2 separate regions of the Mus musculus genome follow, and region 2 is linked to region 1. Evidence: chromatin loops called from intact Hi-C (ENCODE). Cell type or tissue: heart. All regions are shown on one strand. Each heading gives the region's core, and the rest is flanking DNA. Links, peaks and the distances in the headings are about the cores only. Region 1 holds the start of Gm34458 (a long non-coding RNA gene). Region 2 holds the start of Gm34514 (a long non-coding RNA gene).

Region 1 (11,153 bases), core at 2,207-10,206:
TTTACCTATTTGTAGATACAGAAACAGAGGGACAGAGAGGTTAAGCAATTTGCCCCAAGTCACACAGCTGGTAGGTTGCAAAATTGAGCCTTGGTCTACACAGGCAGCTATGTCCAGCACAGAGCGTGGTGGAGAAAGCCCTGTTCCTCCCAGGACTCTTCCTGCTTACCAGGGACTGGGACTTCTGGGATGGAGACCTTCATACATGCCTGGCAGCGTCATGGAATAGGGGGTGTTGGGTTCATCTTCCCACCCCCAAAAGCTTCTTTCCTTTCCAGCTGCTCTTGTTTACCTAGGGTGCCTGCCAGCTCACCCCTCAGCCTCCTGCCAAGCCTGGAATTTCAGAACGCTGATGAAGTCCAAGAGGGAGGTTGGGGCGGAGCCAAGCCAGCGCCTCCTCTAAGTACGTTTACCTTGGGGCTGGGGCAACCAGGAACCCAGTCAAAAGAGCCAGAGGACATGTAGACGGGACAAAGAAAACATTTGTTCAGAAAGCCAGCAAACCAAAGATGGAGGAGGTATCTTCACACAAGACCACTGTGCCTGGGATGCGGGCAGGGAACAGAGGGCCCTGTGAGCAGTTGGGGGTGGGGTGAGCCTTTCTCCTGAGCGGCCTTATCTGCAGGCCACTGGGTATTCTGGGTTCAGCACTTCTACAGAAAAGTTACTGATTAGAGAAATGTGTGACTTGTGTCTCTTGGGTTCCTTTACTGGCAAATGTTTATTCAATAATTAACTTATTGGGCCCCAAAAGGCTTTCTCCAGAGGACAAGGAAAGGGAGAAGCCACTTTAGAAGCCACCGGGAGGAAAAAAGAGAAGTCATATAAGTCGCCATTAACAGCCAGGCCAGGGGTTGTTAAGCACAGGTCTGAGCAGATATTTAGGGACCATGAACACCATGAAGCCCGTGGGTTCTGTGTCAAGTGGGAAAAGAAATAAGCCATCAAAATGAGAAGCTGTGCCCACGGAAGTCGTGTCCAGCCTTGAACAGGACCAGACTCTCAGTGAGTGTTGAGAAAATTTACAGACACAAAAAGCTGCTCTGTAACTCTGTTCCCATGAATCCACAGCTACTGTCAGAGCCGTGGAATCTCAGGTCACAGACTTACCCAAGACCCAGCAGTTAGAGAGGAGTTGTCCCACCGCTCTCTGAAGAATGGCCTAAAGAGAGGAGGGGAGAGGATGTGGGGAGGACAGGAAAGGGGCAGGCTTGTTTCCAGGACCCTGGACATTGGAAGCCTTGGGTTTATCCACACACTGTTTCCCCATTAGTAGCCTGAGAAAGTCAGGCTCAGAAGACCAAAGTGATAAGTAAGGAGTTTTTCGTACTTATTGTATGAACCAGAAAATCCATGAGAAAAGCACCCGTGGACACAGAAAGATGTTCAGTGATGTTGTCGGTGCCGTCATCCGCAGGAGAGAAAAAGTGAAAGCAACCCACCTGCCCACTAACTTAATTAAGAGACCAATAAACTATGCTGTATGGACCATGGAGTATTACTTGGCAGTGAAAAGGAACGAAGCCCTGATACACGCTACAGTAAGGACAGAAATAGGCTAAGTGGAAGAAAACAGAAACCAAAGCTGTCAGAATGTGTGATGCACCTATAGAGAGGAAGGAGACAGGTGGCTGCCTGGGCCTTGAGATGCGGAGGGATGGGGAGTTGGAACTAGGGGATTATGGGAATTCTGTAGACTGTCTTCATGGGTGCAGTTGTCTGGACTGGAGGCCATTGAACTAACTTGTACGGCATGTGAGTTCTATCTCAATAAAGCCATCTAAATGATTAGTATGAGCAGGGGAAGGGAGAAGGCTGAGCTGAGAGCCGCAGCCTGGGTTCTGTCTGGGGGATTTGCTTGGGCATGCTCAGTAAACATCCCATTCCCTTCCGGCTTCTTTGTTTTGTGAAATGAGGGAGCAGAGAGGAGGTGGTGCCGTCCGTTTGAGGGTACGGTGCATTCTGTAGACAGTTGTCCGTGATTACGGGTACTCCTGCCCACTGGGTAAAGTCAGAGGGTCCCTGGGGCCTTCGTAAACCCTTAATCGTTCAGTACCATGTCCATTCCAGCCAGCTGCAGGTCACACTTGATCTACACCCTTCACGATGGCTAACGAGCTGCCTCTAGACAGTGTCCTCAGCTGCTGTCCTATAGCAAGAAATATGAAGCATCTTAGTTAGTACATGCCTGTCATCTCGGCTCTGAGGTTAGGCAAGAGGATTGTAAGTTTGAGGCCAGCCTGTGCTACATGGTGAGGCCCTGTCTCTGAAAAAGAAAGTGAAGACAACCAGAGGCAAAGGTCCAGCCTTGTCAGTTTTACATCCACTCCTCCAGACTTGTTCTGGAGCAGACAGACAGACAGACCAAAGGAAAATGCCAGCTAAGTCAGCCAGAGCGGCAATTTACCTTCATTTGCTGAGATTACTCTTTTCACAGAAGGGAAACTGAGGCATGGATGGGCGCAGGATGTGCTTATAGCAAAGAATAAGGGCAAAAGCTGAGCCCACCCCATTTCGACTCTTCTTGGGAGAGATGAGTGGCCACATGGCTAGCTGGCAGAGGTCCCTTAAAGGGGGGCAGTGGCCCTGGGACCCAGGGTGAGATGAACCAAGGAGTTCTGAGTGATTGATATTTCATCTCCCAGCACTCTTGGCTGTGTGACTATGAGGAAGTAACTTGCCCTCTCTGGGTCTCGGTCATAATGGATCACCTGGATGCTGCCTCAGTATGACACTGCCTCAGAGGCCAACAGGAACTCTGGCTGTAAGACGATGGTGGGATCAGAGTGGGTGACTGGAACAGGGATCGTTTATTTAGGCATCTCTCACAGCTGGGGATGGAGCGGTGGCTTCTGAGCCCAGCTGAAAGGAGGCAGTGGTGTAGAGGCCTCTTGGGAGCTATAGCATGAAGACAGCTGGATGGGTCAAAGTTCATGTGGACCAGGTGCTATACTAGATTTAAGGGACACATGGTCATCATGGCAAGACTGACCTATATACTGTCTTAGCAAACTCCAGGGAGAAGCAAAAGGCGCCAAGAGGGCTATGGTATCAACTCTAAGATTCAAGCTGAAGCTGACAAAATGGCTCAGAGGGTAGGACGTTTTACTCTGTAGGGGTGAGGGCCTGAGTTTGAATCCCCAGCACCTGTGCAACCCCAGCCCTGGGTGTGGAGGCAGATGGATCCCAAGAGCCCACTGGCTAGATGGTCTAACAGCCAAGCTTCCTTCAAGTGCCTTGCATACACAGGGGTCCTGGGTCCTGACATCCCCATTCTGCAGTATAGCAGATCGAAGAGTGACCAGAGAGCTTACTGCACAGGCCCAGGGTCACAACGATGGAAATCCAAGGTAGAGCGAGAGTTCCAAGCAAACAATTCGGAACCCAGTCTTCGTTCCCAGCTTCCCACGCTGTCGCTACCTGTCACACTGATGTGTATGGTTCTGAGAATGATCTATGGGAGTCATATTTTTGGTTTTGAATGAGTGAATTTATTAAGTATATAGCAGGTCAAAATAAAAGAGAAAGAGAGAAAGATATATCAAAATAACATCAAATTGAATGTTCAAAACATCCAGCAGAGCCAGGCTGTAGTGGCGCATGCCTTTAATCCCAGCACTCTGGATGTAGAGCCAGGTGGGTCTCTGAGTTCAAAACCAGCCTGGTCTACAGAGTGAGTTCTAGGCCAGCCAGGACTACACAGACTAAACTCTGTCTTCAGGGAAAACAAAACAAAACCAACCAAGCAACCAAATGAACAAACAAAACACCAAAAAAACAGAACAAAACAACAACAAATCCTCCCAGCAGAAACGGACTCAGGGTGCCTTAGCAACCAGCTGGAGCTCCCACTAGAGAGGATCTTAGGCAGAGCAGAGGGTCCCCTCATTTAATCACATTTAATCCCACATTTAATCCCAGCAGAGGTAGGCAGATCTCTGAGAGTTCAAGGCCAGCCTGGTCTACACGGTGAGTTCCAGGATAGCCAGGGCTACATAGTGAGATCCTGTCTCAAAACCAAACCAAACCAAAACTAAAAGCACAATACGGATGGTTACAACATCTGGCAGAGGCCTACTGAAGATGGCTCTTATGTCATGGGATGAACATAGCAATGTCTGCTGGGAATGGTTACCTTCCAGCTGTTGTTTAAAGACACAATGTTTTTATCCTCTGGCTGCTTTGCTGTGTCCCTTCACAGAGTTAGGGTGCCATTCCATCCCCAGACAAAGGGGCCTTAGAGGATAGTTTGAGACACACATGTTTGGGTGTGAAATGGGGGTGAGAGGGTGAACCTCACCTCCATAGGTGGTTTCTCGGTGAGCTCCAACAGCACATGACAGTTAACAATATAATCTATATTATACACACAGGCTGGACACAGGCCGAGGCAGGGAAGCTACTGTGGAGCCTGGAGCCTGAGGAGGATCCTCCAGAGACAGGCAGGAAGCATGCTAGCTGAGCTGCTGGAGGAAGGTACAGCAGCCTGCGAGCTGGGTGCGGGAGGCAGGAAGGAGGTGGGGGGAGAGTCCGTTTTCTAGGAAGTGAAGGCTACCTCAGCAGGCATGATGTGCATCTGTGTGGGCCCAGCTTTGGAAGCTGTGTGTTCTGTGTTCCAGGCAGGGCCCGGCCACCTCAGGAAGTGTATGAGGGAAAGTGTTTCTGGGAAACGGCCCCAGAGACTTCAGAAGAAAGGAATCTGCAGCTTAGAAGTCTCTAGCGATTGCTGGGGTTTCTTTTCACAGTCTTTCTAAATATTTACTTTTGTGTCCGAATCGATATTCATCATTTTCCTTTGTATTCTCCTTAAATCCGATCTGCCAAAATAAAAAGTAAACCTACAGTTGCCTTGCCAGAGGAAATAAAATTAAGAAATTAAAAAAATATGCGCTTGTCCAATTACGATGAGTCATAACAGAAGTTTGAGACTTTATAGTAAGAAATGTATTTATGGGCTGGGGAAATGGCTCAGAAGGTAAAGTGCTTTGCTGCACAAGTTAGGGGAGCTGGGTTTGAATCCCAGAACCCACAAGAGAGAGACAGAGAGAGACAGAGACAGAGACACAGATACAGACAGAGACAAACAGAGATAGAGACAGAGAGAGAGGAGAGAGAGGAAGAAGGAGAAGAGGGGAGGGGAGAGGAGAGAGAGAGAAGAGAGAGGAGAGAGAGAGACAGACATACACAGAGATACAGAGACAGACAGAGAGTGAGGTGCTGAGACAGGAGGACCCCCAAAACTCCCTGATCAGCAGTCTAGATGAATCACCAAGCTCCCAGTTCTGTGAGATCCCTGTCTCAAAAGCTAAAATGGAGACGTGGTTGAGGAAAGAACCTGGACATCAATCAGCTCTGGCCTCCACTTGACGCCCCTCGCCCCTGTGAGTGCTCCCACAAACTCCTCACTGCCTTCCTTCCGATGTATTTACTGCACAGCCAGCCAAACACCCTTGCTCAGCCCAGCCTCCCCCAGGTGCGCTGGCCACTGGCAGCCTACGGTTGAGGCAGAGCCCAGCATGTGTATTGCGACTCACTGACGGTTTTACTATCAGGAAAACTTTTATTTTACAACAAAGGCTTGGCTAGCTTACCTGGGTTTGATTTGAGATTGAGGTTGTTTATTTATTCATTCATTTGTTTGTTTTGACACGTGCTCTCCTGTAGCCCAGGCTGGTCTTGAACTCGCTATGTAGCCCAAGGATGACCTTGAACTCTTGACCCTCTACCCCCACCCGATACGTGCTAAAGTTACTCTTTCACCACCACACCCTGCTCTTCTTTGTTCTTATCTATCTATCTATCTATCTATCTATCTATCTATCTATCTATCTATTTTTATTTCTTGGTTTTTCAAGACAGGGTTTCTCTATGTAGCCCTTACTGTCCTGGAACTCACTTGGTAGATCAGGCTGACCTTGAACTCACAAAGATCCTCCTGCCTCTGCCTCCCAAGTACTGGAATTAAAGCTCATTATTATTGATTTATTTTAATGTGGCCTACCAAGTGGAAAATTGTCATGTGAGAATATTGTCACACCACAGTGAAGTTTAAATAGCAGTTGGTCTATCAGTAAGTTGTAATACACACGTACACACACTCACACAGCACACTTACACACACTCACACAAGCACACATTCACACAAGCACACTCACACACACATGCACACAGTCATAAGTACACTCACACAATACACTCACACACATACACTCACTCACACAGGACATACACTCACAGATACACACTCACACTCACACATTTGCTACATCCTGTGCCTGCCTTTATGCGTATGTTTGAGTGTGTGGTAGTGTGTACGCATGCACGAGCATGCATGTGGGGGTGGGGCTGAAGTTGACATTTGGTGTCTTCCTTCATTAACCGCCACTAATTTGTTGGGTTGAGGGTACTCCTTGAGCCTGGAACTCACCAATTCCTGCTAGTTTAGCTAGCCAGCTTGCTTTGGGAATCCCTTGTGTCTGCTCCACAGGGCTGGGATTCTTGGTGACCACCAGGTCCACCTGGCTTTTGCACGAGGGGACATGAACCAGTCCTCATAACTGCTAGGCTAGCATCTTTACCCACTAACTCATTTCCCCACTCCTCCTCCTCCTCCTCCTCCTCCTCCTCCTCCTCCTCCTCCTCCTCCTCCTCCTCCTCGTTCTTTTGAGATAGTTTCACTCACTACATAACCCAGGCCTCAGACTCTCAGTAATTCTCCTGCCTCACGCCCCTAGTACTGAGATTACAGCTAGGAGCTCACACAGACTGGTGATTGTGCCTTTTCTATTTACACATCAACCCTGAATGGGAACGCTGTCCCACAGTGGCAATTACTCCCAACTTCAGCACAGGGACGAGCTAGGATGTCATAACTGTGCCCCCTGGAGGGCTGTGGGTTGATAGCAGTGGCAGCCAATCTTGCTCTAGAAAGTTAGGTCCAGCAAGGGGCTGTTGGAGCAAGGCAGTAGGGAGATCTGAAAGGGACAGCTGCCAAGTGACCCTTTGGGAGGCAGCAGAGACACTTTCCATGGTGGATACGCAGAGGACAGGCAGGCAGGAAGCAGGCTGGGAGTTTGGTGCAAAGCCAGGAAGAGAATTATGTAGGGGCTCATAATGGGGACTGAGGAAGAAGGCGCCTGGTCTCTGATGCTTTCCTTAGCTACAGTGGTCCTGCCCTACAGGGATGGCTGAAGATGAGCACTGGCAGCCCATGCTCCACCAGGCACCACCAGGCCCCAGGCCCCCTGAAAAGATTTTCTCTGCCAACTCCCCCTCCATTCTTTCTCAGATCTGGCCAGCCCTGCTCAGGGCTGACAAGCCGTCTACACCCAACACTTGGCAGTGCCAAATCTTAACAGCCCTTGCAATTTGTCTCTCATGCATCACAGAGACCCCCTCCTCCTTCTTTCTATCTCCTATTTCATTGGCGCATTCCTTCAGTGGGGGGAGGGCTTCTTGAACTTGGTGCTGCTGGGGTCTGTGTTGCTGAGGCCCCCAATGGTCCTGAGAAAAATGAAGCCCAGCAAAGCAACTTGAGGCCAGAGTCACCCAAAATCAGTCAGGGCTGGACTATTTTTTTTAAATATAATGCTGTTTTTAAAAAAAGACTTACTTATTTTATTTTATGTGTATGTACATGTGCCTAAGTGTATGTATATATGGGCTCTGCATGCACGCAGGTGTCTGTTGAGGTCAAAAAAAGATGTCAGATCCCCTAGGACCGGAGTTACAGGTGATTGTGAACTACCTGATGGGGTGTTAAGAAATGAACTCAGCTCTTAACCACTGGGCCATCTTCCCAGACCCAGAGCCAGATTTTAACAATAACGGCAATAGCAGTAATCACGTGCTGGCTCTTAGCGGTATGAGACACAGATTGAGGCACTGTGCAGACGTTAGCCATCGGCCCCTCGAGGTGACTCAGAGGAGGAATCAGTTGGTTTTGTTTTGTTTTGTTTTGTTTTTTTCAAGATAGGGTTTCTCTATAGTAGGCCAGGCTGGCCTTGAACTCAAGAGAGTCGCCTGTCTCTGCCTCCCAAATGCTGGGATTTAAGGTGTGTGCCACCATGCCCAGTTGGAATGAATTGCTCTTACCAGAATCTTCAAATGCTATTGAAGTCTTCCATTGCAGAAAATGCATACACATCCACCCTCCCTCACAAATGCATGCACACACAAACACACACACACACACACACACACACACATCTACCCAACACATATGCACACACAATCTACACACATGCACACACATCTACACATACATTCACACAATCACACTTCTACATGCACACACACTCACATATCTGTGCACACTCTCTCTCTCACACACACACACAGAGACTCACACATACATACACACACAACAAGTTGGGGGAGAGGGAGGAGTTCTATGCAGAAGGCTTACTGACCACATGGGAAGATAATTAGAGTCACTGAAAAGTTTTCCCTTCCAAACCACAAGGAGATAATGTCACACCCACATGGGGGCTGTGACCCTGAGGCAGATAATGACAGTCGAAGGCAGGATGTGGAAAGCCTGGACCGCTCTCACAGCTCTGCCAGAGACAAGCTGTGGTGCAGCTGTCTGGGGACACGATCCCCTATGACATCAGGTTAGGCACGGAGCAAACACTGGACCTTCGGGCTCCTCCCAGAGCGAAACCAGAAAATGGAAAACACATTCACCAAAGCCAGAGTGGACACAACCCAAACTTGCACTAACTGATAGGGGGCAAACAGGGGGCATCTACACAACGGAGTATTACTCTGCAATGAAAAGGAGGAAGTGATGTGAGCACAGTACAGATGTGATTTGAAAGCATTTCCCTACCTGGAAGCAGCTGCTCCCATGAGACCACACATCATATGACTCCGTTTATGTGAAATATCCCCAAACAGATCAATGGCTCCAGGGGCATCTGGTCCTCTGGCCTCCATGGGCACTGCAGTCCTGCAGACCCGAACTAGGCACACAAACGCACACATGATTAAAAAAGAAAATCTTGAATTAAGAAGGTACTTGAGTTTTGTCCAGGCTGTTGTCTTGCCTAAGTCCACCCTACCTTCTTCTGTTCCTCCGAGTGATCAAAAGTTGTTGATTTCTAAGACCCAGATCAAAGGCCGTTACAAAGACTTCCTCAATAGGCTGCAGTCAGAAGGACGCGTCTGCCCTCTGAACTTCTGGCCCAGCCCTCCCTGAGTGGTGATTTAAAGGGCACCCCTTGGGTTGATGGCATCTATTACAGTTGACATGATTTAAGGACTCATCTTGCCCTGCTGCTCTGTTATGAACTTTCAGAGACAGAAGGCTGAATCCTCTTGCCTTCTGAGTATGCAGAGCCCAGCACTGGGGCCAGCATGGACCAGGCATCCATGTTAACTACTGTTCTCACCCCTGGGCTCTCTGTAGTTTAAGGAGGAAGCTTTTATTTTGGCTCCACAGTTTGAAAAGGTACAGCCCATCATGCCGAGGAAGCCACAGAAGCCCTTCAAAGATGCTGGGTCCATGCTGGCAAGAACTTGCTTGGCTCTGCTTGCTTAAACCTCGGTGGATCAGGAGTGGGGTGGGGAGCGGAAGTGTGTGCAGGCTAAACCTGGGCAAGGCTACCGATAGATAACTCCTGGGCCTCCATTAAAAGTTCTACAGCCTCCTGACAAGACAGGACCACACGCCAAGGAGCAGATGTTCAAGTTCACAACCCTGCAGAGGAAATTTCACATTCAAACAATATCAACCATGGTATCTTTGTTTTTTAATTTTTTAAATTTTATGTCATTTTTGTTTCTTTGAGACAAGGTTTCTCTGTATAACCCTGGCTGTCCTGGGACTCGATTTATAGAGCAGGCTGGCCTATAACTCAGAGATCCAGTCTGCCTTTGCCTTCCTGGTGCTGGGATTAAAGGCATGTGGCACCACTGCCCAGTTATCAGTGGTATCTTTTAAAATGTGTGGAGGATTCACTCTCAATGTCCACTTTCTCACACCAACCTCCCTTCTAGGAATGATTCACCAGCTCATGAACTCTGGAAATACCCCCTTTTAAGAAGTAAACACAAAATGGTCAAATGATGAAGACAGCTGTTTTCCAGTGTGATTGGCCAGACAGTTGTTTTAAGGACGTGGGGCTTGCCTCCAGGATTAGGGGTATGTAGAGGTAGGCAAGGATTACTAACTCAGACAGGGAGACCTACATCTTACAACTAAGAAGACAATTGTTTAAAATGTGTGTGAGTGTGTGTGTCCGCCAAACATTTCAACGCCGTGAGAAATTATCTGACGGGAACAACATTAAAGAAAAGGGTTTGTGGTGGTTCATGGCACCAGAGTTTTGGGGTCCATTTTAGCAGGGGTGTCAGAGTGAGCAGAGGCCTTAGCTCTAGGTGTCCCGGAAACAGAGAGAGCAAGTCTGCGCCATTGGGCTCTTGGCTGGTCTGTATTTTCCAATTGTCCTGCCTCTTCAGCTAACTCTCTCTGGAACTGCCCTCATGGGCACAACAACACGTATTTTCCCCTAATCTCAACCCCTCTTCTAGAAACAGCTTCCCCGTGTGCTCAGACACACAGGACACTTTACCAGTAGAATGCATATCACATCCTCGGTGCTTGCCACCTGAGTCTGTGAAACTGAGTCTCTCGCTGAGTCTAGACCTTGACATTCCAGCTAGAGCACTGGCAGGCAAGATCCTGGGCTCCTCCTGTCTCTCTCTTTACCCTGAGGCACTGGGGTTACAGGCACGTACAACCATGCCTGGATTTTACGTGAGTGTAAAGGATTGGAACTCTGATCTTCCGGCTTATACAGTGAGCACTTTACCCACAAGGCCATCTCTTCGGCCCTATAGACTGTTGTAAATACAGCATTCATACAGCCTCTATGCGTGCTTCATTAGCTAAAGGAAGAGGTGTGGTCCAGCCTTTTATCGTGGGGGTGAAAGAGTTAACGTCAAATGTTTCCCTAAGTACTACCATGTCTCACTCTTGCTGGGGTGAACCCTGCCTGCAGCACTTAACTGACCATATTCTCTCTCAAAATAGTCCCCTCCTTTGGCTGCCAGAGCTCAGCACTCCCTGTTCCTCTCCTCAGAGCTCCCTGGTCCCTTCTTCCTGGTCTCCTTCGCACTGCCTCCTCTTCCTCCTCCTGACCCCAGAT
Region 2 (11,153 bases), core at 2,002-10,001, 73 kb before region 1:
AAGCTGTCCCTCAGCATTGACTGATTGTTGGATAGATTGTGCATTTTGCTATAAATAATGCTATGAAGGTGGATATTTTAATATCTAACTTGGTGTGTATTTACATTTTTAAATCATCAAGATCTCATGTTTTAGTAGATCTATTATAAAGTGATTTTAGCGCATTTAATTCTATATATCCGTGGTTAGAAATACATGGAGTGATGAGTCTGAAATCTACTCCATGTATTTACCATGTGTATGTTTGTGCACGTGAGCGTGCCACACCCCATGTGCCAGAGGGAGGCTCACAGGAGCCACTTCTCTCCTTTCACCACGTGGCTTCCAGGAACCAAACTCAGGTCATCAGGCTTGGTGGCAATCGCCTTTGCTTTCTGAGCCACATTGGCAACCCTTTCCCTATATAATACCAAAGCTCACAGAGGTAAAAGCTCACAGAGGTAAAAGCATGTAAATTTGATGTGTGCAAAATGACTAGTAAGTGCTCTCTTTTATATGATATGTTTTATATTTGGATTTTTAACACATAAAAGAGCCAAGGAAATTCCCCCTGGAGTTTCTGCCATTATTAAATCAGTGCTGTTTAGACTACAGGCTCACCATGTAGGCAGGCCTCCTATTTAAATCCTGGTCCACATCTATTCGCCTTGTCTAAAGACGTTCTGCTGTTGTGTCTATGGGTGTATTGGCACATCAGAAAACAGGTCCATTTGTTGTCACTAGCGCTGGCCCTTGCATTTACATGTCACTACAGCAACAGTGGCTCCTCTACCTGTCCAGGGTACAAGTGTTCCCCTCTGTCAACTCAGCTCTCTACAATCTGAACCAGGAGAGAACCCTTTACCAAGCCAGTCTGTTCCAGAGGAGACTTGCTTACGGTTCCCAGGCCCCGCTCCGTGTGTTCCTCATTGTATCCTGACTGTTCTCTTGAAGCAAGGATAATTAGACAGGCCCCAGCTTTGAGCACTCCAAGCAGCGCTTCCTAATAATTAAGAGGTATTAGACACTAGTCACTTAGGGAATTATGTCTGTAAACAAGCAGAGAAGCTGCAGGCTAGTTTTCCTTAAATATTTGCTCCTGTTGGTTGTATTTTGGTAAAACTGTATCACTGTTGTCTGGTAACAGTCTGCAGAATTGCAGCTGCCGTTTTTTACTACATAAGCAGTATGTGTATGTGGGGGTGGGGTGGGGGGATTGTTTTCTGACTCTAACACATCACCCATAAAACTGACAGAGTTAATTCTCTTGGTTGACTGCCAGAACTTGACAGAAGACCCTGTCGCTGAAAACACTGCACATTTTGGTTATAGGACTCGCAGAAATCAAGACGGTTCTTTTCTGGAAGCCTCGCCCCTGAAGCTAGCTCTCACGGTGGCAGAAGGAGCTACGCAAACTGAGAGAACACTTATCACCAGTTCTATCTCGCTGGAAAGCCTGTGAACCAATATAACAACTGGCCCACCAAGATAGCTTCAGAGGTGCAATGGTGGCATGTATATCTTGGGGGCAACCAATAGATGTGTGATTAGACTCATGGCCTGCTCGGTAGGACAGAACTCATGCCTGGGACCATTAACCAAGCCAGGAACCCCTGACTGGAGAGTCATAGACCCCAGAATCTATAACTACCATTTAGCTAAATTAATATAGCTCCCAACTGCCTTCTAAACACTTATCCTTATGCCCATAGATAAATACAACTTCCCCCCTCCTCATCAAAGAAGGTGCTTGCTACAGCAGATAGAAGCTATTGTAGAGATTCCACAACTGGTCATGATGCACAGAACAAGTAACTCGGGGTGTGAAATCCCAAATGGAACTTGTACATTATCCTTATGCCTAAGGCTCAGGGAACAGCAAAAAGAGAGGGCAGAAATCTTAGAGCCAGAGGATGGAGATGGTGGCTTGCTGCAAGTGTGTCTGCTGGGTATGACAGGGGAGCTGTGTATAGACTCTGAATAATATGGCTGCCTGCATAAGACCACACCAGTTGGGCTGGAGAGATGGCTAAACAGTTAAGAGCACTGACTGCTCTTCCAGAGGTCCTGAGTTCAAGTCCCAGCAACCACATGGTGGCTCACAGCCATCTGTAATGGGATCTAATGCCCTCTACTGGTGTGTCTGAAGTCAGCTATAGTGTACTCACATACATAAACTAAATAAATAAATCTAAAAAAAGAAAGAAAGATCACACCAGTTGGCATAACAGCATGGATGGTGGAGAAGGGGGAGAGAGAGGGATAGAAATGATGTCAATATAGTGTACTCATTTATGAAGTTCTCAAAAATTAAAATAAATTCAAGAACAGACTCCTGTGAAGCCTGATATAAGAGTTATTCTACACATCCTTGGCTGCTTAAAACATGTCATAAGGGTTTATTTGCACCCTCTCCTTGGCATCTGGCTTTTACCACTGTCCTCCAGGAGGGTAGCAGGAGGATCTGAGCTGAAGGCCAGCCTGGGCTACATAATGAGACCTCATCTCAAACCAACAGCAGAAAGAAACTGAAGCTGCTAGGCTGGTGTGGTGACACATACCTCTAATCCTGGCATTCAGGAAGTAAAGGCAAGAGGGTAGGTTGTTTTCAAGGTCAGCGTAGGCTCTGAAATGAGACACTCTCGCCCCAGTTAAAACCTCTATACATCAAAGGATCTTATCAAGAAAGCAAAAAGAAGGGATAGAGAGATGGTTGGGTGGTTAAGACCACCTGTCGCTCTTGCAGAAGACCCAGGTTCAGTTCCTAGCACCCACATGATGGGTCACTACTTCCTGTAACTCCATTTGATGCCTCCTTCTGACCTCTGTGGGCATCAGACATACACAAACAAGTGTACATGCAGACAAAACACTCATACACACACACATAAAATAAAAAATTTAAAAATGAAAGTGAAAAGACACTATGTAGAATAGGACCCAATATTTGCAGATAGCACATGAAATGAGTCAATTGTCTGGGGCCCACTCAGAGAACAAAGTGCTGACCACACAAGTCTGACTGTAAAGGTGGAAGGGAAAAGCCAGGTCTCCACAGTTGTGCTCCAACACACACACATGCACGCATGCACACATACACGAATACAAAAGTCTTTGAAGACTTCTTTAGCCAGGGTACATAAAGAACTGATACAGCCAGGCAGTGGTGGTGCAGGCCTTTAATCCCAGGACTTGGGAAGCAGAGGCAGGCAGATTTCCGAGTTCGAGGCCAGCCTGGTCTACAGAGTGAGTTCCAGGACAGCCAGGGCTACACAAAGAAACCCTGTCTCAAAAAAACAGAGAGAGGGAGCGGGGGGAGGGTTACAATAACAAATGCAGACGATACCACATGTGGGAAGGTCATGAAACAGAACCTTTAGATGCACAATGGTGCAGCTGCTATGCTTAGATAACCCTACAATCCCACTCCAGGAACTGGGAACAAACAGGGAAAAAGAAAAGATAGTTTATGCAAACTGTGCAGCATTATTCATAATAGCTAAAGGCAGAAGCAACACAAATATCCAGAAAATATGGATACACACACACTCACCATCCATATTTAGAGAAAGAAACAATGTCCTTGTTTATTTGAGGCTGGGTCTCATATCCCAGGCCAGCCTTGAGCTTACTATGTAGCCAAGGATGACTTTGCTTTTCTAATCTCCTTACCTCCCTGGAACGGACATGTGCCATGGCACCCAGAGCTTAAGGAGATGCTCAACCAGCTCAACCTACTGAGCTACACTCCACTTAAACGGGAGCCAAGTTCCGATGCACGCTGCAACTCGGGGCAAACCTTATGCCGGTGCAATGAACCAGATACAGAAGGAGGACTGTTTGCGATTCTGTTGTGTGAAATGGCCAGATGTTCACAGAGACGTTTAGTCGGGGAGGAGTTAGTTGGGGCTGGGAGGAGGAGAGAGTGGGAATTGTTAGTGGGTGGGGGGTTTTTGTTTGGACATAAGAAAGATATTTGGAAATAGCCAGTGCTGGTGCCCACACATTTAGGAGATGACTCCAGTGAACACTTACACTGTGCGTATTTTCCTTTCCCACAGTGAAAATTCTCGGCGATAAATAGTGATTCATGCGGCAACCTGGATGGCCTTACAGACTTCATGCTATGTGGAAGAGATTGGGAGGCTGCAGTTACCGTGACTACATTTACACAGAACACAAGAAGCGTGGGTGGCACCTAAGACTGACTGTATCGGGTCTAGTGTGATGCTTACAGAACACAACACGCCATTTGCTTTCTTCTCATTTCCCCAAGTAGATCTTTTGATAAATTTATTCAGTAGATTTTTTTGGGGGGGGTGAGTATATATAAGCACCACTTGCATGCTTGTTGACTTGGAGGTCAGAAAAGGGCATCAGATCCTCTGGGACTGTGATAGTTAGGGGTGGCTGTAAACCACCATACAAGTGCTGGGAATGGAACCTCAGTCCTTTGCAAGAGCAAGTGAGATCTCTCTAACCCCAGATGTCATCATTGTCATCGTCGTCGTCATCATCATTATCATCATCACCATCACCATCATCCTCTTGAGATGAAAGCGTTCTAAAATTAACTGTGGTAATGGCAGGATACACTTATAAATATATTAGAAAGCATTGTGTTGAATGTTTTTTAAATGAGTGGATTTTGGGGTATGTGGGCTTTATCTCCATATAGCTATTTTAAACATACACATAAAACACAGACAGACAGAAGCCAAAAAAAAAAAAAAAAAAAAAAAAAAAGAGGAAAGCACAGAAAAAAGAAAATGAGAGATGGTGACCCGGGAATCTGGATAGTAATGATGGTGTGTCACGCAGGCTTTCTTTTTCTAGGGCTTAGAGAATTCTGCCTGCCTCTTTTAACTATCAAGGTTCCTTAGCCTTCTGATTGGCAGGGTCAGCCTTTCCTGGCCACCTTGAAGGTGTAAGACTCCTTTTAGGACTAAAGGTGTAGCTTGAAGTAGGGAGAGGCCTTGGATCATGTACACACACACACACACATACCCCTTACATAAACCTATACTTTTCCTTGATATCATGTACTTAAATTGCCGTTTTGCAATATTTTATTAAACTGTTTTGTGAGAACAAGAACTGAGTCTGCCTATTCTGTGTCCTTTGGACTTCATGGTGGTCAGGTGCATGAATGAATAAGTGAATGAGCAGTAACTCTTTTTCTATTAATAAGGACTGCCCAGAGCTCAGTAAGAACTCTATGATTGATTAATGATGTCTGCCATGGGTGCTGGCAGGAATACAGGTAGTAGATATGCCCTAAATTCACTAACCTTGAGCTTGATAGGGCTATGCCTTGGGGTCCCCTGCCAGAAAGAGCTCAGGGCCACCTAGGAACAATCACATCTCTCCCCCAAGCTCCCAGAAAAAGAGCACAGTTGTCATCCCAGCTGGCCTTGATAATCAATCACACAGCCACGCTGTGCCCATTAGGATTTGTCATTGAGCCACATCCAGGTGCAAGAGGCAGGCAGAGGCAGGTTCATTTGCATCTCGTTTATGTGAAATTTGCATATGCCTCCGCAGCCCTGTCTTCTTGCAATTTTCAAGTTAAAATGTCATTACTGCTCCCGAGAAGCCTGTTATTTCCTGATCTCATCTCCCGCTCCCGTGCTCCTTCTCCCTCCTCTGCCACAGCAGAGAGGATGGGCTGGCAAAGGAAAGAGGGTTTGTTTGAGCTTGGGCTCAGCTGCAGACCCACCTATGACTTTCTCCAGGCTGGGGCTGTGACATCAGGTACAGGGACAGGGACAGGGGTGTGGCTGGGGGAGCTGCCCTTCAAGCAGCCACTGAAGGGCTGATACAAGCTTACCCGCCCAGTGTTCTGCACTCTGAGGTCAGATTCCCACACCTAAGCTTCTGCCCCGGCTGTGCCCTTTAGAAGCCTCCTCTCTCTCCTGGCACAATAGTATCTATCACTGGGCACAGTCGGCAGCACTCAGCATGCCTGTGGCATGGCCTTATCTAGTTCTATGTTCTCAAGTTTGAAACACACACATCACCTTTACCCAGCCGGTACCTGTGGCAGACATCATTAATTGATCATAGACTTCTTTCTTACCAACCTCTATTCGCAGTTAGACCTTTGCCTAGCCTATGCTATGCCTCATCATCGTACACTGATGCTTGGAGAGGGGAGGCTCAAGCAGCCAGAAAAACTAGCTCAGGCTTTTAACTTGGGGGGGCAAGAGGTTAGGTGACTTCTGAACCCAGCATATGGTCAGAGGGCCATGTGTTCTTAGAAATCAAAAGAACAGGCCTCATTGATAGGCTCAGAGGTAGATTTGGGAGGCCTGGAGGCAGCAGCCTCTCCTGCCTCTTCAGGCCAGGCTCCACTAACCCCAACCCTGCTCTGAACACCCTCTCCCATTCTCCTCCCACCTGAACTAAACAGTATGCAGGTGACACGTGAGCCCAAGGACATCAAGGAAAACCTATGGAGGGAAAGAGTAGCGGCTGACATCTCAAAAAGGGCCCTGTGGTTCTTCTCCTAAGGTTTATTTATTTTTATTTTGTTAAATGTTCCCGAGGAACAGAGCTAGGTAGAGAGCTAAGCTAAGTGCACTGGGTTAAGTGCACCACGTGCATGCAGTACCCACAGTGACCAGAAGAGGGCGCGAGGATCGGAAGTACAGATCCGAAGTTCTGGGAAACCTAGCCCTGACCGATGCTCTGCAAGATCACTAAGCACTGAGGGTTGTTTGTTTGTTTGTTTGTCTTTAACATGGGGGTAAAAAGCAGGTCACCAACAGAACATGGTTGTGTTCATATGCAATCCAATCACTCTGGAGGTTGTGGCAGGAGGATCACAAGTTCAAAGCCAGCCTGGGTTACAGAGCAAGCCTGTCTCCACAAGAAGCAGAATGGAGAAAGCTTTCTTTCTGTGGGTTATGACATGATGGCCCTACTGACATGTGTCTTAATAGTCCAGAAAGGCTCGACTGTCACTGCCCCGAGGCTGCTTCCTCCTGGAACAACTCTGATGTCCTTGCCCTGTGAGAAAGTCCCTTCCTGGACAACTCGTTCACCTGGCCTTCATTCCTACAGTTCGGTGCCTAAGTCACCAGTCAGGGCTGTGGCTGCAATTGTGATGTTTAATCTCAACACCTGTCAGAGCCAATAATCTTAAACTCACACACTGACAATAGCCACTTACTTACTAAGTGTGAGCCTCTGTGCTCAGTGTATTTGTATCATCCCATCTCATAGCTGTTCCCTCTGTCGTGTGAGTATGTTTATGAATGGGAAAACTGAGGACCAGAGAGGTTAAGTAACATGCTTGAGCTCACACAGCCCACAAGTGGCAGAAGTAGGATGTGAACCCAGGCAGGCTTGTCTCACTCCATCCTCCGCAGTCTCTTACACACTCAGGTTCCCTTCAGGGTGTGGAGTTCTCAAACCCACACCTGCCCCTGAGCTCTTTGGCTCTAATCCCATGGCTGAGGCCTAAGATATGAGTTAAGCAATAAGAACTATCTGGTGGGACAGCAGGCACCGCTATTTGCCATGCAGAATCCCAGTGTAATTATCAGCGACTCCCTAAAGTGTTCCAATTTGGCCGGTAAATTGCATGGATACCCATCCCATCTGCTGTATGTACTTAGAACAGTACCTCCCTGGGATCCTGGGAGAAGCAGGGGGAGAGTCCTGGGGCCATTCTCGCTCCCGAAGAACTAGGCTGGGTAGGGAGCTGAGGCTGGGGCCCCTGGGATATGGGATGAGTCACGGGGGTGGGGGGGCTTTTGACCGTCTGAAGTTGCAGGGAGCAGCGGCTGGCTGTCCTGGCTTCCTGCCGTTCCCAGGCATCCAGCCAGCCCATCCCCACTGCGGCTCTCCCTAGCCCTTATGGGGGAACTGATTTCCTGTCCACCTTGGTTTATCCGTCTGTTAAAGGGGCTGTTACTTGGGCCAGGATGGCTGGGAGTGGGGTGTCAGCACAATCCACTGCTTTGAATGCCCCAGAACCTCCTGCCAAGGCTTCGAATGTCCCAGGATCTCCTGCAGAGGAAACGACAGGCAGAGGGTCTCTCGGGATCACTAGTTTTCAATGGCCTGGAAACTCCAGTAAGCTGAACAAAAGCTTGGGAACATCCTAGCACTCCAGTATCTTGTGGGAGGGGCTCCCATAAACGCATCCTGAGTGTGACAGCCAAACTTTGCGGTTCCCGTCTCTGTAAGTCACACGTCTTTCTCTAGAAAAAAAAAAAAAAGGCTATAAATTGTGGCCTTGGGCTTGGATGAGGCAACATGGAGGATTCTCGGAGAGGCAGGTAGCACAACAGAGCCACGTCCTAAGCATTCGGAACCCAAGGAGTCCTTCACTGAACTAGTGCAGTGGGATTTGCGTCCTGCTCAGTGTGAGAACCAGGCCAGCCCTGCCCACCAGGCCAGCCCCGCCCACCAGGCCAGCCCCGCCCACCAGGCCTGCAAACTCCTCACCACCTCCGCTCTCTACCCTTACCTCCCACTTCCCGCAATCCTCCTGAGCCTGTCAGGGTCATTCAGATCAGAAGACCTTCCCACGCCGTAGCCATAGCTCTGCAACAAAACAAACTGCATCAGAGAACCTCGGTCCACTTTCCACGCTCGAGCCTGGGCGGGGGGGGGGGGGGGGGGTCATCTTCCTTGAGGTCCAACAGCTGGGATCTCAGAATTCAGCAATGACCCTGCGAGCCCGGTCCACCCTCTGACCCTCACCGAAGTCACACCCTCTGGCCTGACAGTCTTTTTCCTCAATGGCTGCCTCAGGGTTTCCACATCTCCTTGACCAACGCTGCGCCCACTGCTGGGCCATGGGGAGATGTGTAGGTGGGGGCTTTTACTTCATTGTTTCTAAGGAAAGGCTCCACAAGACCAGTGGCCAAGGCCAGGCTGCTGTACAGCTCTGAGTTCTTTGTGCAAGAAGGTCCAGGACTGGGGGGTGAGGGGACTGACTTGACCCAGAAAAGGGTCTCACAGGTCTGGGAGGAGGTGGGGCAATTGCTGACAAAATTGATGTATCCTGGAGTCTCTCAGAAAGCAAGACTCTCACCCAGACCCCACTTCAGGGTCCTCAGGTTCTAGGTACAGTGGACGACATTATCCAGAGCTGCCCGTAACAATGAGCATCTCTCATTCCAGGAAGCCTTCTTACAGATTGACCTTGGCTCCCTGACTGTGCAGGTGGAAGTCCCTTCCCTTTGAGAACAGTGCGACAGCAGTTTGACTCTGTGTGACTTCAAAGCAGGGACATAAAAATGCATTCTTGTTTGGCTGTCTTGGAGCCTGACCAACAAGCTATAAGGAAGCTTTACCTAATCCCCACACAGAGTCCACCCTGAGAGCCATAAGGAAGTATTTTGGCCCAGTGGTTGACAACATGGAGACAGAACTGAAAGACAGGTGACAATTGCCTTTCACAGGAGAAGTGTACAGCAAAACAGAGAGCTAGGACCCACAGATCCCTTAAGTCACCGCACACCTGACTTTAGCCCAGACCCTGCACCTCTTTCCTAGTTCACTGTACCACAGGAAGGAACAAAATGCAGTTCGTTAATGGGAAGGAGTCCCACCCGGAGCTGGGCACAAAGTGTCCAGGCACACCAGGTGCTTCCACCCTTGGCCAGAAAATGCAGCAGTGCCCACGTCTTCTCCACAGAATAAAATGTACATCTGAGGTATCTGAGGCACACCTCAGCCCTGACCACTCTAGTCTGTCTCTTCCATCCAGACCACTTTCTGGCCTGGAGAGACCAGGAAGTGTAGAGCTGATATGATACCCCCTGAGAAGTTCCGCTGCTTGGCCCCAGGCCTCACCTCATTTGTGATGTTAATTGCATAGATTTGCATAATGCGCTCACTGAGGCGGTATTTATCTTGCACATTAGAATCATCTAATCATCTGTGATTTTCCTTCTCTTTATCCTGATGATGCTAGGAATGGGGGGGTGGGGTGGGAGGAAGCAAAGCAGGCAGGAGTCTTTCTGGGTCTCTGTCTCTGGGTCTCTGTCTCTGTCTGTCTGTCTGTCTGTCTCTCTCTCTCTCTCTCTCTCTCTCTCTCTCTCTCTCTCTTTCTCTCTCTCACACACACACACACACACACACACACATGTATAGAATGCATGACAAAAATGTCCTTGATCCCAAAAATTTAAGAGACTGAGCTAGCAGGAGCATGACTGTGTGGCAAGGGTAGCCTGGGCTACATAGGAAGTCTCTGTCTCAAAGAATGCACTGTGGTTTGCAACCCTGAGGATGCCTAACCTAAGACAGACAGACAGAAGACGCACACTCACAGTGCATGTCTGCCTTAGCCTTTCATGCTTACATTTCTTCAGCCCTGCCCCCCCACACCTCGCCTGCTCCCCCAGATCGTGTAGCTTCCTTCTTGTTTCCTTCGCTTCTTCCCTCAGAAGAGGTCACTTCTTCAAAATATTTTATGTGTTGGAGTGTTTGGCGATACATGTACGTGTGTGCCCCACGTGTGTGCCTGGTACCCATGGAGGCCAGAAGGGGGCATGGGATCACCTAGAACTGGAGTTACAGGCAGTTGTGTGCTGGGAAGTGAGCCCAGGTCCTCTGCAAGAGTCAACCATCTCTCCAGCCTGACATCAACTCTTCAGGAAGATGTCTGTGCCGCTTCCTTTAGCTCCTGTGTTTGGGGGGCGGTGCTAATGTGGACACGCCCATTTGGAAGCCAGAGGTTGACATAGGCCACCTCATTTTTGAAACCAGTCCTCTCACTGAATCTGGAGCTCATGGGACTGATGAGCAGGTGATAGCAACCAGTCCGGTAGGCGAGGACTCTGAGGTAGCAGTTATAAGAACAGCCTTGCTGAAAGCGAGAAGGTCGGCAGGGTTCTGGTTCCTGTCCCTGTGCCAGCTCCTAGATGACCGCTTCTGCCTGAGGTTGCAAGGTGACTTCACAGTGTGACTGGAACAGAGCTGAAAAGGATGCTTGGTGGGCCAGCTGGGCCAACAGCTCACCCCCTCTCCCCGACTGATCACTAGTTGAGAAAATACCTTTCAGCTAGATCTCATGGAGGCATTTCCTCAACTGAGGCTCCTTCCTCTCTGATGACTTTTTTTTTAACTTGTGTCAAGTTGACACAAAACCAGCCAGTACAGTGCCCTATTTCCTAAGACAGCCCCCACTTCCAACCAGGACTTCTGTTTCC

The links. Hi-C counts contacts between places; a loop is a spot of excess contacts. Peaks named below come from ENCODE experiments on the same cell type or tissue, not always from the same donor. Only the 100,000 strongest peaks of a DNase experiment are listed, where the experiment ranks them.
Region 2: it touches region 1 in a loop (4-fold over the local background); 7 of 42 quality-filtered maps call a loop at or near these places.

The regions. Positions count from the first base shown.
Region 1 is chr2:158,103,155-158,114,307 of GRCm38, reverse strand. Gm34458 (a long non-coding RNA gene) reads right to left here and starts at 9,054. Exons shown (of 2, transcript XR_001783529.1): 1 at 8,834-9,054; 2 at 1,483-2,149. In heart, for the core only: a CTCF peak has its summit at 6,890 (motif pointing left); DNase peaks (open chromatin) are centred at 4,507, 6,947 and 8,547; H3K27ac peaks cover 3,485 bases.
Region 2 is chr2:158,176,446-158,187,598 of GRCm38, reverse strand. It overlaps Gm34514 (a long non-coding RNA gene), which reads right to left and starts at 8,535. Exons shown (of 2, transcript XR_375177.3): 1 at 8,459-8,535; 2 at 8,026-8,189. It also overlaps a transcript of D630003M21Rik not described here. In heart, for the core only: a CTCF peak has its summit at 6,598 (motif pointing right); DNase peaks (open chromatin) are centred at 7,818 and 8,408; H3K4me3 peaks cover 1,231 bases; H3K27ac peaks cover 2,726 bases.